Linked DNA regions of Homo sapiens: region 1 is linked to region 2. A link is a contact called in ENCODE Hi-C or POLR2A ChIA-PET data. All regions are on one chromosome and are shown on one strand. The core of a region is the stretch at or near the end of the contact, and the rest is flanking DNA. Distances in the headings are between cores, read along the strand shown. Region 1 overlaps TMEM245 (transmembrane protein 245). Region 2 overlaps CTNNAL1 (catenin alpha like 1).

What was found. Hi-C counts contacts between places; a loop is a spot of excess contacts on that map. ChIA-PET counts read pairs that join two places held with the same protein, here RNA polymerase II (POLR2A). Pooled maps may share reads with other maps.
Region 1: a loop to region 2 is called in a map of endothelial cell of umbilical vein, with 4 times the contacts of the local background. The contact joins two enhancer-like sites. A Hi-C loop is called at or near these places in 2 of 168 maps with a recorded cell type or tissue (endothelial cell of hepatic sinusoid and endothelial cell of umbilical vein) and 2 of 50 pooled maps. POLR2A ChIA-PET finds 5 or more read pairs at or near these places in 5 of 52 experiments (A673, OCI-LY7, Panc1 and 2 more).

What each region holds. Positions count from the first base shown.
Region 1 is chr9:109,033,450-109,040,104 of GRCh38, forward strand. It overlaps TMEM245 (transmembrane protein 245), which reads right to left. Exons shown (of 18, transcript NM_032012.4): 15 at 4,568-4,668; 16 at 2,757-2,931; 17 at 1-52. Among named protein-coding and RNA genes, the nearest start is that of MIR32, 9.5 kb to the right of the region's middle. RefSeq lists an enhancer at 2,349-3,548. Within about 2 kb of position 2,767, at least 12 of the 41 ENCODE cell types and tissues checked have a DNase peak (open chromatin) inside an H3K27ac peak, as active enhancers do; they include endothelial cell of umbilical vein, where a contact is called at or near this core.
Region 2 is chr9:108,988,398-108,995,939 of GRCh38, forward strand. It overlaps CTNNAL1 (catenin alpha like 1), which reads right to left. Exons shown (of 19, transcript NM_003798.4): 3 at 4,235-4,422; 4 at 2,329-2,448. LOC105376216 (a long non-coding RNA gene) reads left to right here. Exons shown (of 7, transcript XR_007061724.1): 2 at 3,440-3,553; 3 at 4,012-4,226. It also overlaps the pseudogene RNA5-8SP3. Among named protein-coding and RNA genes, the nearest start is that of CTNNAL1, 21 kb to the right of the region's middle. Within about 2 kb of position 3,259, at least 2 of the 41 ENCODE cell types and tissues checked have a DNase peak (open chromatin) inside an H3K27ac peak, as active enhancers do; they include endothelial cell of umbilical vein, where a contact is called at or near this core.

The DNA.
Region 1 (6,655 bases), core at 1,517-4,016, 45 kb after region 2:
GTAGTATGCTCCACCGGCCACTGCCAAGCCTGTCAGGTAAGGATGGCCACCTCTGGAATAAAGAGCACGACCTTTAACACACAAAAACTGGAAAAAATCTGAAATACATTTCTAATACAATGTGCATTCTTTAATACACTATGCTTTTTAGCATATTATCAGCTTTCTTTAGATCACCTCGATGCATACAACTGAACACTGACTGCAATAATATTGAGATGCAACAATATTGAGATGCAACAATTGTTTTTCCTATGGATGACATCTGCCTCTTTTTATAGCTCCAGGAATGAAAGAATAAAGCCAGCAATGTTAACAGATATTTTATACCCATTACAGGTGCCTGCCTATGATGGGTTAATGTTGGCTTGGGACTGGTTAGGAGTCACCTGTTAAGTTAACCTCCATCAAGGATAATTAAGTGAGCACAATTTAGCATGTAATTCAGTTAATTATGCTTTTATATGACGACAGCAACAATGAGAGCATCCCTGTTACTCATAGGTCAGACTTTTGGCAACCTCCTAAAATATAGTTTTTAACATAGGTGATGATAAAAGGCCTCCTGAGGAAAATATCTGTCACAAAGCCCAAGATTTCTATTTCACAGGAGAATCACAAATGCCCTCCAGCTTATTACAGTATCACTTATGTAAGCGGAATGAAATAAAACAGAACACAGTAGCATAGCACATTGATAATGACAAGAAAGGACCACTGACATCAGAAGGACTGGGAAATAAGTCACATTCTGTTTGTTTCTAGTTTTAAACATAGATGAGAAGAACAATTCAGTGAGGGGCAAATAACTAAATATCCTGGAAGGATGTTCTATATTACAGCTAAATCAAAGTAAGACTTGTGGAGAACCAGTCTTCAGGAAACCAATAAATTATATTCATAATGTGTTTGTCTTTCTCATTCCAAAAAAATGATTTAGGGCAGTATTCCATGTTTGCTAAGTAAACTTCTTCCCTAAACAACACATTCAAGGAAAACTATCAAAAATGCTTAAAGCTTTTTATTCCGCTCCATCACCCAGGCTGGAATGCAGTGCCGCAATCACAGCTTACTGCAGTCTTGACCTCCCAGACTCAAGTGATCTTCCTACCTCAGCCTCCTGAGTAGCTGGGACTACAGGCATGTGCCACCACACCAAACTAATCTTTATATTTTTGTGGAGAACGGGTTTCACCATGTTTCCCCGGCTGGTCTTGAGCTCCTGGGCTCAAGTGATCCACCCACCTCGGCCTCTCAAAGTGGTAGGATTACAGGCTTGAGCCACTATGCTCAGCCTTAAAGCTTTTTTTAAAAAAAATAAAAACGTGTGGGAGTTTATGAATAAAAGCTTAACCTATTAAAAAATAAAACAATTTATGCCAAACCTTTCATTTCCCAATAACAACGTTTAAAGACAGTATTTTAGGCCGGGCATCGTGGCTCATGCCTGTAATCCCAGCAGTTTGGGAGGCCAAGGCAGGCGGATCACTTGAGGTCAGGAGTTCAAGATCAGCCTGATCAACATGGTGAAATCCCATCTCTAGTAAAAATACAAAAATTAGCCGGGTGTGGTGGTGCACGCCTGTAATCCCAGCTACTCAGGAGGCTGAGGCAGGAGAATGGCTTGAACCTGGGAGGCGAAGGTTGCAGTGAGGCGAGATTGCACCACTGCACTCCAGCCTGGGTGATAGAGGGAGACTCTGTCTCAAAAAAAAAAAAAAAAAAAAAAAAAGACAGTGTTTCTTTAATTCCAGCTGTAAACCTTAATATAAAATTTACAGCAAAGTTTAAAGAAATAAAAGCACTTAAGTATTAATCATACTTATTCCTGCTCAAATGTCAACTGTGACACACTAGTTAACCACACTATGATGTTCAGCTTTTTAATTTTCTCTCTCAAGTTTTAATGTGACTGAGAACTGGCTTGATATACTTAATGCAATTTCTAAAAGAGATGTCAAAACCTATAAAAACAGACATTTATTTATTGTATTATATGGCTAAAGTGTTGATTCTGACTTAGATTTAACCTGTATTTATCATAGAACCATTCCAATTATATCTTTAGAGAGCTCTGCTTGCCAGAAATTAACTTGCTGAGATTTGGTTTCACATGGATATCCTCAGACATACAATCTAACAACATTTTCTCCAAAACCAAAGAAGAGATAAAAATAATCATTAACTGTTCACTGTACTTAAAATATTTGATGTACATCTGGTCATAATTCTTTTCTAGGTTAAATGTCACTAAATCAAGAGAAAATTATTCACAATTTGGTTTTAACCCAGGACATCATATATATTATAAATATTACATATGTAATAAGAAAATATTGGCTGGGCATGGTGGTTCATTCCCGTAATCCTAGTGCCTTGGGAAGTTCAAGGCAGGAGGACTGCTTGAGCCTAGGAGTTCAAGGTTCAAGGCTGCCATGAGCCATGACTGCACCCTGCACTCTAGCAGTCTGAGTGAAAGAGATATTGTCTCAAAAAAAAAAAAAAAAAAAAGTTGCTCTGGAACTCTGGGGCAACAACAACCAAAAAAAAAAAAAAAAACCCCAAAATATCATGCCTTGTAAACAATACTATTTTCAATGAAAATTTCATTTGTGGGAACACAAAAGGCTATTTCACTGAAAATTCCTACTACCAGTTCTTTTGTATACCCCCAGGAGAAAAAAATCCTCCTTTAAAAAAAAAAAAACGGAAATGCCTGGATGATTCACTAATAAGAAATTCTGTGGCTTACTTACCCTGATATGTCAGAGTAGATTGCAGTATCTACAAAGTATGTTGGCAAGAGATGAAAAATCAACAGTAAAATGGCCTTGCATCCTAACCCTTGTGTCAGCCACAGGTCAAGAACTGCAGGTACTGCTGCCCAGTATGTCCCCAGGAATGGCACTGCTCCAAGGATTGCTGCTAATGCTGAAAAAAGAGTAAAAGAAAAACAACTTAACATCATCAGCAAAACACTAACAAAGCAAAAGAATCTAAGCAGTAGCTCCTCCTCAACAACTTCCAACAAAACAAGTTAAATACTCACAAACTCAAATATTAGGGAAATGATATGCCCTATCTAACTGAATTTTCTAGCTAAGTAAAGGCTCAATATCTTAAAATGTGATACTAAAAATCTTTCTAAGTGTGTGTCTTATTTATGGATCTCTTCTTAAGCAATAAAATTCAAGGGTTCTGTAGTTGCTACTATCAATCAATAGTTAATATACGGTCCTATAAATACACCTACAGAACATGTGTCAAAACTTGTACTGAGTCCAAAGCCCAATCAGAAATTAGTTTCTAAACCTCAGCATAATAAAAATAAACAGAAAAAATCCTGAGTTGAAGGACCCTGCTTCAAGGTCATTCCCTTCCAGAGCAGTATGTTCAAGCACTCTTCCTCCATCTGGCTTCTCTCCAAGTTAAGAGTAAAGCAAATGTAGTTTCTAGTTCTGGTCCTACCAGAAGCCAGGTACATGACCTTGGAAAACTGGTCTCTCATCTATATGACAAGTCTACCATCCCGCCTCACAGGGTGCTTGCAGGTCAGAGGGTAGGTTTGTGGACATCACAGTAGAGAAGAACGTGAATGAACTTGACAATGTAGAAGGAAGCACAGACAAATAGGGAAAGGGGGGGATGTGGTAGAGGCAAATGTGGAAGGCAGAGATATTTAGGAAAACAAGCAGCCATAGAAATAAAGGAAGGAAAAGTAGAAGAAGCACCACAACAGATCTTAAGAGGTATGGAGGCAGCTTATGTGCCCTCAGAAGCATTCATCTTGCCCTGGGATGTAATCCCTCATGGACAAAGCTATTTTGACAACAAGTTGCTCCCTGCCAATCAGTTCAATTCAAACGTTACTGAGAGCCAATTATGTCCTAGGTGTTATGCTAAGTGCTAGAACATTCATTCATTGAACAAACATGTAGGGCAACTGATACGGGTTTGGATCTGTGTCCCCACCAAAATCCCATGTCAAATTGTAATCCCCAATGTTGGAGGTAAAACCTGGTGAGAGGTGACTGGATCATGGCGGGTGGATTTCACCCCTAGGTGCTGTTCTCATGATAGTGAATGAATGAGTTATCGTGAGATCTGGTTGTTTAAAACTGTGGTAGCACCTCTCCCCTCTCTTCCTCCTGCTCCAGCCATGTAAGACATGCCTGCTTCCCCCTTACTTTCCACCACTATTATAAGTTTCCTGAGGCCTCCCCCAAAGCAGGAGCCACTATGCTTCTTGTACAGCCTGCAGAACCGTGAGCCAATTAAACCTCTTCTTTATAAATTACCTAATCTCAGGTATTTCTTTATAGCAGTGAGAGAACAGACTAATACAGCAATTTTTTCTATGTGCTGGGTATGGTTCCAGCTGCTGGGGATACAGCAATAAACAAACACATTACAAATCATATTTCTGTTCCTAATGTGGACTAGATTCGATCTCAAGCCAAAAAATTTAGTTTTTTAAACTTGAGGAAGTAGACATTTCCTAGATGTATGTAAAATGGCTTAACTTTCCTTAAATAGCGAATAGTGGAAGGTACAATATGGTTGTTACCTGATGGTATGAAGACAATATTGATGCCAAACATAGTATGAGTCAGCCAGGTATACAATCCATAGAAGCCAGCCATTTTGAGGGAAGCATCAAACACCCCTCTGGAATGCCCAAAGATAAAAAGAAAGAGTAAATAAACAGTGTCATATCGTGATTCAGAAAAATCACGTGACCACTTGATTCCAAATCATGTAATAGCTTCAGTTTTTCTGCTGGCCTGAGAATGCTATTTTCATTTTATTTCAAAGAAACATAAACACCTTACTTTAAATACATTTACTAAGTTATTCTTTATGTAATATGAAATATGTTTTATTTGGAAATATGTTTACTATTCCTTAAATTTCTGATGAAAAAATAACTGAAACACCTTAAAATACCCTATTCTCTGAAATAATTCATCAACTTTTCACTCTGAAGCAGATATTTCACCACCAAAACAAATGGAAAGAAAATTAAGCGTGAATAACATGTTTCCAAGAATACAGTTTAAACTCTAAGAAACCCAGGCTGTGGCCAGTCCTCCCCTTTTGGAAAGAGCCAATAAGGGATAGTGTAACTTGTATTTCACCATCTTTCTTTGCCTTAACAAAATCTTCCTATGTTTCTTAAACTATGTAACTAAGCCTACAAAGTAACATCTCTTACAAATGCTATCAAAGAAAGTAGGTCATTGGGAGAGAATTTGTGGGAAAAAAAATATTCCTAACTCCAAAGTAAAATCAGAGAGGAAAATACAAGAGAGATAAAAACAGACACATATATTTGGTGACTAATATAGGAATTCAATACATGAAAATCTGCAATGTCAGGTGCTCTGTGTTTTTCAGTTGGAAGATTAGTAAGGCAGTGCAGCACTATAAGGAGGGGAAATAAGGAACTGTTCAGAGAGCACAAAGGTGGCAACCCGTAAGTAATCTCAAGGCAGCACAAAATCATAAAAACCTGGACTCTATGGGGTGGTGCAGAGGGGTGCAGGGAAAGCACCTTCATATGGTCACTACAGAAGAAAAGCTGTAGTTGAAAAAGAAGACGTTAGCGGCAAACGTGACCTTGTACATGCAAAAAGAAACACCAAGCTTTTCTAAAGCATCCCAAGAGGTATACTGTTAGGAGCAAAGTGAAGCCCTGTAATCTAGTGATTTAGTCATTTAGTAGTGTTCTGGGACATGGATCCAGGGGCAGAGTGGCTCCCCAATTGTAAAACCTGCTTTGTCATCCGGACCAATGGCTTTCACTAGAGAACGTCTTAAAGGAGCCATATGACTCTGCAACAAGAACCCAGAATAAAGTGGTATCAAAAATACCAAAAGGAAGCGAAAGACCCCAAAGAAAATACCAAGGATCTGCTCAACAACTAAACAGAGAGGACAGAGCAAAAAGAAAACAACAGAGCTTCAGGTTTTAAACCTGAAGGGGAAAGAATAGCAGTGTCTCAAAGTCATGGAGAAGGCCAGAATGGAAGAGGCATGCAAGAAAAGGGCAGTTTGTTTAGTATGGGCAACAGGAACTCAAAAAGGATGATGAAAATACCCTAGAGGTAGCTGAAATAAGAGACAAGGCTTAATAGAAAATTCAGAACAAGACATCTGAGACGCACCAGAATAATTATAAAAGAGTACAGGACATCTTAAAAGGGCAAGTGGAGAGAAAATAGGGCAACAGGTTGTGTTTTCATAAAGGACCTAAAGACAAAGAAATACCAGCCAGAGAGGTAATGAAATCATTTCCGTAGTAGGAGGAAAATCACTAGAGTGCAGTATTCCCGGAGACCAAGGGAGAAGGTAGGTTTTGAGGGGGAGGGAATAATGACATAATCGACCACAGAGAAAAAGAAAGGAAAAAAGTATAGAATTTGTCTAGAACTAGGGAGGTCAATGAGGAAAAGATAGAGATGTGATCCTTTCTTTAACCTTATGTTATTTAAAAAATTTAAGCCAAAAATAAGTTGACATCAAAGGTGCAACAGAATACTGCAACTCAATCACCCCTCTGGGTGGCAAGTAACCAAGGCTCAATCCAGTAAGGACCACGTGGAGAAGACAGCAGTCTTCTTTCTTTCACTGCTGAGAATATTGGTTGCTGGTA
Region 2 (7,542 bases), core at 2,009-4,508:
TTCTACCACCTTGGTCCAGGTCACCATCATCTCTCAATAGATTACTGTAATAGCCTCTTGAGTGGTCTCCCTGCCTCTGCCCTTGTCTCCATGCAAACTATTCTCAACATGGCAGCTAGAGTGATACTGTTAAAATGTAAGTCAGAAAACGTCATTCTCCTACTCAAAACCTCCAATGGCTCCCCATTTTACTTAAAGCCAAAGTCCTTACACAGTTTGGCCTGCCCACTACCTCTCTGATTTCATCTTATTACCCTTCCCGTTTGCTCACTTTGATCCATCCATTGGCCTTCGTGTTCTTTGAACACACCATGCATGTTTCTGTTTTATTGTCTATCTCCTCCCACCCCTACTAAAACATAAGCTCCATGAGTGCAGAGGTTTTTGTCACTTTTATTTACTGTTGAATCCTCAACACCTAGTGTAGTATTTGGTTAACAGTAAGCAGCTGATGAATATTTGCTGAGAAAACTGAGAATGCACCTGACCTATAGCTCTTTGCAGGATATTTTGACTATTCTAAAGGAGAAAGCATTTGAACCCTGGATGCATATTCCAAAAAAGTGACCCAGGAGTAGCACTTATCAAACACAGATGATAAAAAGGCTGCCAGTAAGTTTCAGGGGTCCCACATTTAATGAGCTAAATTGCTAAAAATAGATACCACTTCAGCCAGAAGTTTTTAAATGTTGGATCACAATATTACAAGAATTGAGAAAAATAAAATGTTCTCCATGCCAAATTTCTAACTACAAATCAAAATGATGGTGAAAGTTTTTCAGTTATGTCCAGAAGCTGAAGAGGATCCTGTAGGAAGTGTAACTGAAGGATGGTAGCTTTAGAACCTATGACTCATGCCACGCTTGCTCAAGTGATCAAGAAAATGCTAGATTATAAGCTACTATTATTATAAAAATACTCAGGCTAATAATTATCATTGGGGAGAATGAGGAGAAGAAGGAAGATTAAGAGAAAGAGAAGGAAAAGAAAGAAAATTTGTTTTATAAAGAACAATAATGGCAGACAGAAAATGAAACAATAAAGTACCTGCCTATAGAAACACCATTGGTATTACAAACCAATGCCATTATTTAGCCTGCCACTTGCCAGACCAATACCCATTTTTCAACTCCAGCTGCAATTGGGAAAGTTCATATCAAAAACTGAGAGACTAGCCTATGGGACTACACCCAGAACCATCCCAAGAAATGGTCAATTATTATATATATTTAACCTGCCAACAAGACAGACTCCTACACAAATACCCCAACAAGGAAAAGTCAATCCTAGACATAATATGATCTTCCATCTCCCAAAACTGAGGAGCTTACTGTCTGAATTGGGGAACAGACCCATAAGGAACTAATATTGGCTGGGCACGGTGATTCACGCCTGTAATCCCAGCACTTTGGGAGGCTGAGGCGGGCGGATCACCTGAGATTAGGAGTTCGAGACCAGCCTGGCCAACATGGTGAAACCCTGTCTCTACTAAAAATACAAAAAGTTAGCTGGGCGTGGTGGTGCATGCCTGTAGTCCCAGCTACTCGGGAGGCTGAGGCATGAGAATCACTTGAACCCAGGAGGTGGAGGTTGCAGTGAGCCGTGATCACGACACTGCACTCCAGCCTGGGTGACAGAGAGAGACTCCATCTCAGAAAAAATAAAATAAAATAAAATAAAAAACAAATATCATGTTGTAGTTTGAGAACTACAGACTTTAGAATCAGATATAACTGAGTTCGATCTGCTAGCACAGTGACCTTGGGAAAGTTTATCCTTGTCTCAGGTTCAGTTTCCCTATATGTAAAACAGTAGTTAACAATACCTACCTCATAGGGATGTTTTGAAAATTAAATGAGATCATGTATATTAAGTACCTAACACATAGGCAGTGCAAATAAATAATGGCTTGGGTTATTACTATTAATCTAATACGGTAAGAATAACAAATATCTAACAAGATACTATAAGAATACATATGATGACTCAATTTTATGTGCCTGAGCCCTAGTAGAGGAATCAAATGGAAAGCTTCATAAAAGAGAAAGTAACCAAATAAAAGGAAGAAGTACTTGAGTTGAGCCCTGATAGCAAGTATGACCTTTCCCAGTGTGTGAGGTGGGAACAAAATTAACTGTTATAAATGTACAAAAAAAGACATATAGATCTACTTACTTTATCCTGGCTTATCTATGAAAGGCTTTCAAGACCAAGGCTATAGACTTAATAAGCAAAGAAACCAGTCCAAACAATCCTAACGATCATACCTCCATCCAAACTAAAAAGTATGTATTTATCTGAAGATTGTAAAATGTGATGAATACATACATTTTGTCTATCTCCACTCAGATGTGCAAACTCCACCATTTCATTTCCAAATTGACTGAATATTTGGACAAACTCTTGAAAGCTATTCACTTTCTCTAGTCTTTCCATAGTTGCGAGAACCTGCAAAACAGATAATAATTCATTATTTGGTGAGAGCTACTCAAGAGACTGAGATTGTCAAGGCTGAGTAGAGAGAAGAAAAGGAAAATTCTGAATTCTAGGTGAAAGCTGAGGAGGAGGAGCCAGATAGAAGACACACAAGGGGATGCTCAGAGAAGTAGAAGTAGATTCAAGGCACAGAATTATTAGGGGAATGATTTGTTTATATGATGAGATTTTGAGTTACTTGAAAAGGAAAAGGAAAAAGAATAAAAGAAATGACTACATATACAAAGGAAGGGATCATTTATGTAGCCAAGTCTAAAAGGTGGGAATGGGCAGGACCACAGTAATCAAATCTTCAGAGAACTGGGAAGGGGTGAGGATGAAAGTCAGCACACACAAGCTTTAAGGTTCAGTGAACCAGGATGATAGGAACCCTAACATTCTCAGGAAAGCAGAAGGAACCTCATCATCTTCAGAGTATAGAGTCGAAAGGGAAGTGTGGGACTTTAAGGGTGGGAAAATTAGTCTGGCTCAGTCAGGAATGGGCCATCAGGGGTGAATAAAGAGTGTGTGAATCTGGTAGAGCCAGTGACTAAAATGTTATGTGTTTTCTTGATGTAAGAAACAAAGTAAATAGATGTGAAACATATTTTCAAATACTTTTCTTTAAAATAACATTATTAGATTGTTTTAGTCGCAACAAGATAAGTTAAAAAAAAACACAGATATCCTCTGTTTACTTATTTTTCCTGAGAATATGATGAATATTTGGCATGTTAATCTGCCCTGGCAGCTCAGGAAGTTCAGGCGACTAACACTGATAAGGCACGTTGCCACCACTGTGAGAACCTCCATCTTTCAAAGAGGGGAAGGTTGTTTGTATTTCTCCAGCGCTGCCAGATCCACCTCTCCAATTTCTGATTCATTCAACACTTATCAAGTGGTTTTATCCTCAAATCCTCTAGGACAACTCCTTCCCTGGCCAACTGCTCTCCTCTTTGCCTAGGGAATTATCCAAAGCAAGAAGTGATCGTACATACCCTGGATTCCCAGATGATCATGGAGCATGACCATCATCTGAGAGATTAACTTCTGGACTGGAAGAGTTTAAATCTGTTCTGTAAGTTTTGAGATTATTCAGTAACATTTAGGGACTCTGAGTACAGAAATTTTGTAGTTGTGGATAATTATCATTTCCACTGATTTAACTGTGTCTTAAGTTATATATTGTTAGTCTCTGATTTGGGAGGGAAAAAAAGTACAGAAGAATTCAGTATTTTTATCAACTAGGTTTCTGCTACATACATTATCATAGTGCTCACCTTTTCTTTCCAAATGTTGTACACATTTAAAGCTTTTACCAATAAGCCTTAACAAGTGGATAATGATTCTCTAAGAGGAGACATTACTTGCATTCAAAAGTTTAGGCACAGCATACCCATCATTTAAGAATTGCACATATAGAAGAAACACTACTTTTAAACTACAGACAGAGTTATAAACAATTATAATAGACAAGCATTGCCAAATTACTTACAATTAACCTAAAAAGAACTTTTCTTTTTTTTTTTTTTTAAGCAACGCTCAGACATGCATAGCCCCGGGAGGAACCCAGGGCCACAAGTGCATTCAACGTACAGATGATCAGTGTGTCAATGTATCCTGCATTGCACATTAATTCCCACAGCTAGCTGCATTCTTCATCGACACACAAGCCAAGCAATCCACCACTAAGAGTCATAAAAAGCACTTTGAACAACACAGAAAGACAAAAATACAGCAACATCAGAAAGGTAAGTACCTTATTTCTTGATGTTATTATCTGTTTAATGACTACTCGGTCTGCCAGCAACAACACTTTTGTCACTGAAGAAAGAAGTAATCTTGCAGCCTTTATCACTCCTGTTTTGTCTGTAAAAATTGTGATCTGCCCATCAGATTCCAGATGGTTCAAGTTGGTTATGTCTGTAAGTGCTGCAATTGTTTCTCCTAACAAGAAAGACGAGGGGAGAAAGTTAAACAGGCATACAAATTAAAATCTAGACTTCTCTCTAACCTTGAAGGTAAGGCACAATGAGGAGAAACTCAGCTTTGGAGTCTTACTTCAGGAACAAGAAACGGTTTCACCTTGACGATTGTAGGGATTATCATACGAAGCTTTCTAACCAGAAAATAATAGCACACTCTTAAGAACTGTGACAAATTTTGCCCTCACCCAGTTTGAAAAACATCATAATTTTTGTTTCCAGTGGTAATGCAAACTACACAATCTAAAAGCCTCCTGCCCTACAAGACAGTAAGAGAAATCCCATGAGTCAAAAACCAAAGAATACCCTAAAACCCGAGCAGTAAGCAGGTGCCAAGGCTTGGGCTGGGGCGAGGCCGGGGAGAAGTCAGGGGTCACTGCCAATCTCCACAAGCTGAACGGCCTTGGGTTTTCACCCTTGGGTTTTCACGGATCCTCAGAGAGAGAAAAAAGACAGGGCTTTAGGCCCCAAGGGATGACATCTTCAATATAATGGGGGCCCGGAAAGAACTGTCAATAGGCAAAAAGAAACAATAAGGAAGTTTGTCTGTCAGTCAGCCTGGACTTTGGGTGGGGAAAGTAAACAAAACAAAAGCCTCCCTCCTGAGAATTCAAACCACAGGCTGGCCCTCATTTAGGCTACAGTTTGAATTTATATAAACTTCTTATGATGCCCAGCATAAACCATTCTATTAATTGAACTCCCAACCCTCTAGAAAAATTATCTTCTTCACTGTTGCTATCAAAACTTTTGATTTCTGTAATGGTAATTATCTACTAATAAAACAATCCAAGTATTCTTGTATTATAATACAAGGCTACAATATTCTTCAAACCTCCATACTGTTAAAAAGATTTTTAAAATAATAAACCTTTAACCAACTTATAGTGTTCAAGATCATTTTTTAAAGTCCTAAATATACCTGTGTGCCTAATGGATTGATTTTCTTACAAAAGCCCTCCTGTCAATTCTATTACATACACACAATAATGTGTCAGCTCATAGGCTAAGGATCTTGAGTAAAAAGTACTGGAATCTTAATGGAGAGGCCACAGGGTGAAGTATAAGTCAAGGTTTGGAAAGATCAGTCTGGCAGGCACAGTGGCTCACACCTGTAATCCTAGCACTTTAGGAGGCCGAGGCGGGTGGATCACCTGAGGTCAGGAGTTCAAGACAAGCCTGGCCAACATGGCGAAACTCGGTCTCTACTAAAAAAATACAAAAATTAGCCAGGTGTGGTGGCAGGGGCCTGTAATCCCAGCTACTCAGGAGGCTGAGGCAGAGAATCGCTTGGACCTGGGAAGCGGAGGTTGCAGTCAGCTGAGATGGCGCCACTGCACTTCAGCCTGGGTGACAGAGTGAGACTTGGTCTCAAAAAAAAAAAAGAAAGATCAGTCTAGTAGGAGTACATAAAATAGAATGGAAAGGAAAGACTTAGAGCCAGGCTATTGTATCAATTGTGGGTGTGAAATAGTAGGGACCTTACTAGTATAGTAGCCATAGGAACATTAAGAAGATGATTTGGGAAACATTAAGAAAACACAAAATTAGTACCTGACCAATGATAAGAAGGAAAGAACGAGTAAAAAAATGGCCTCAAAGTTGTAAACCTAAGTTGCTTAAAGAAAATCGAAGGGCATTGGAAGAGAGATGATAATTTTACTGTCAGACAACAGGAGTTTGAAATAACACAGGAATACACCAAAGATAAGTCGCAAGACATGGACTGGTAATGCAGACTTGGATGTCTTGTGTATAATGACAATAGCTGAAGCTCTACAGATAGAGGAATTCTGTGGTAGCCAGCCTTCAAGATCGCTCCCCATGATCCCCACCTACTGTTATTGACAACCTTGTGCTGTCTGTCCCCTCCCACATCATACCAGGGTTGGTATGGTGGAAGTGGTGGTATGTCACTCCCAAGCTTAGGTTCTAAAATAACTGAGGCAGCTGTCTGGGTTGCTCTCTCTCTCTGAGAGAAGCCAGTTGCCATGTCATAAGCAGCCCTTACTACACAGATAACTACGTGGAGAGGAAGTGAGGCCTCCAGCCAACAGCCAGCAAGGAAGTGAAGCCTGCCAACAACCATGAGAGGGAGGCTGGAAGCAGACCTGCAGTGCACTCAAGCTTCCAGGTAACAGAGGCCTGGTCAACACACTGACCGCTACCTCATGAGACACACTGACCCTGAGCCACCCAGTGAAGCCACTCCCTGATTGGTGCCCTCTCAAAAACTGACATAGTAAATGTTTGTGGTTTTAAGTTGCTAAGTTTGGGTTAATTTGTTACACAGAAATAGGTAGCTAATACAGAGTTTTCATAGCAAAGAACAGAGAACAAAAGTGCTTAGAATTAACCTTAAGGCATACAGAAAGGGCAGGAGGAAAAGTATCAGTTTGCATCCTATCATTAATAGCTAAAAGGATAAAAATGTTTCCTCTGATCCTCTGGAAAATGTTAATTTTTTTCTACACCTCTCAACCACAAAGGATACGACATATAAGCCTGCACATATGGCATTATTCAACCTTTCCTTTTTCTGACTAGACCCCAGGCATTTAACTCATAAGTACGTGGGACAGTAACATTTGGTTGGCTCCACCAACATGGGCAAATGCTTTCTTAACATTATAAAGTTGTTCAAAGTGTAAACTGTTCAGAAATCAGTTCCCTAAAAAAGTAACAAAGCTGTCTTACAGCTTCACAGGTATCATTTTTAATTTATTATATGTCATTACTAGTGCTGTGCCTTAATAGGAAAACCCAAGGTCAATCAAACACAAATATTTGTTGAACTTCCATATAAAACATAAATATAAACCTTGCCTGGTAGCCAAGTAAAAAGCAACAATACAATGTAAGAGTTCAACACAGGGAAGTAAGAATAAAAATTAATTATAATAATAACAACTAATATTTATTGAGCACTTACTATGTGTGAAATGATAGATGCATTATATCAAAACACCTCTATAAACCCTAACAGTCTCATTTTATAGATGAGAACACTGAGGTTTAGAAATGTTTAATAGATTGCCCAATATACCCTGCTTGCAAGTAGAAGCACTAGGATTAAAGTCTA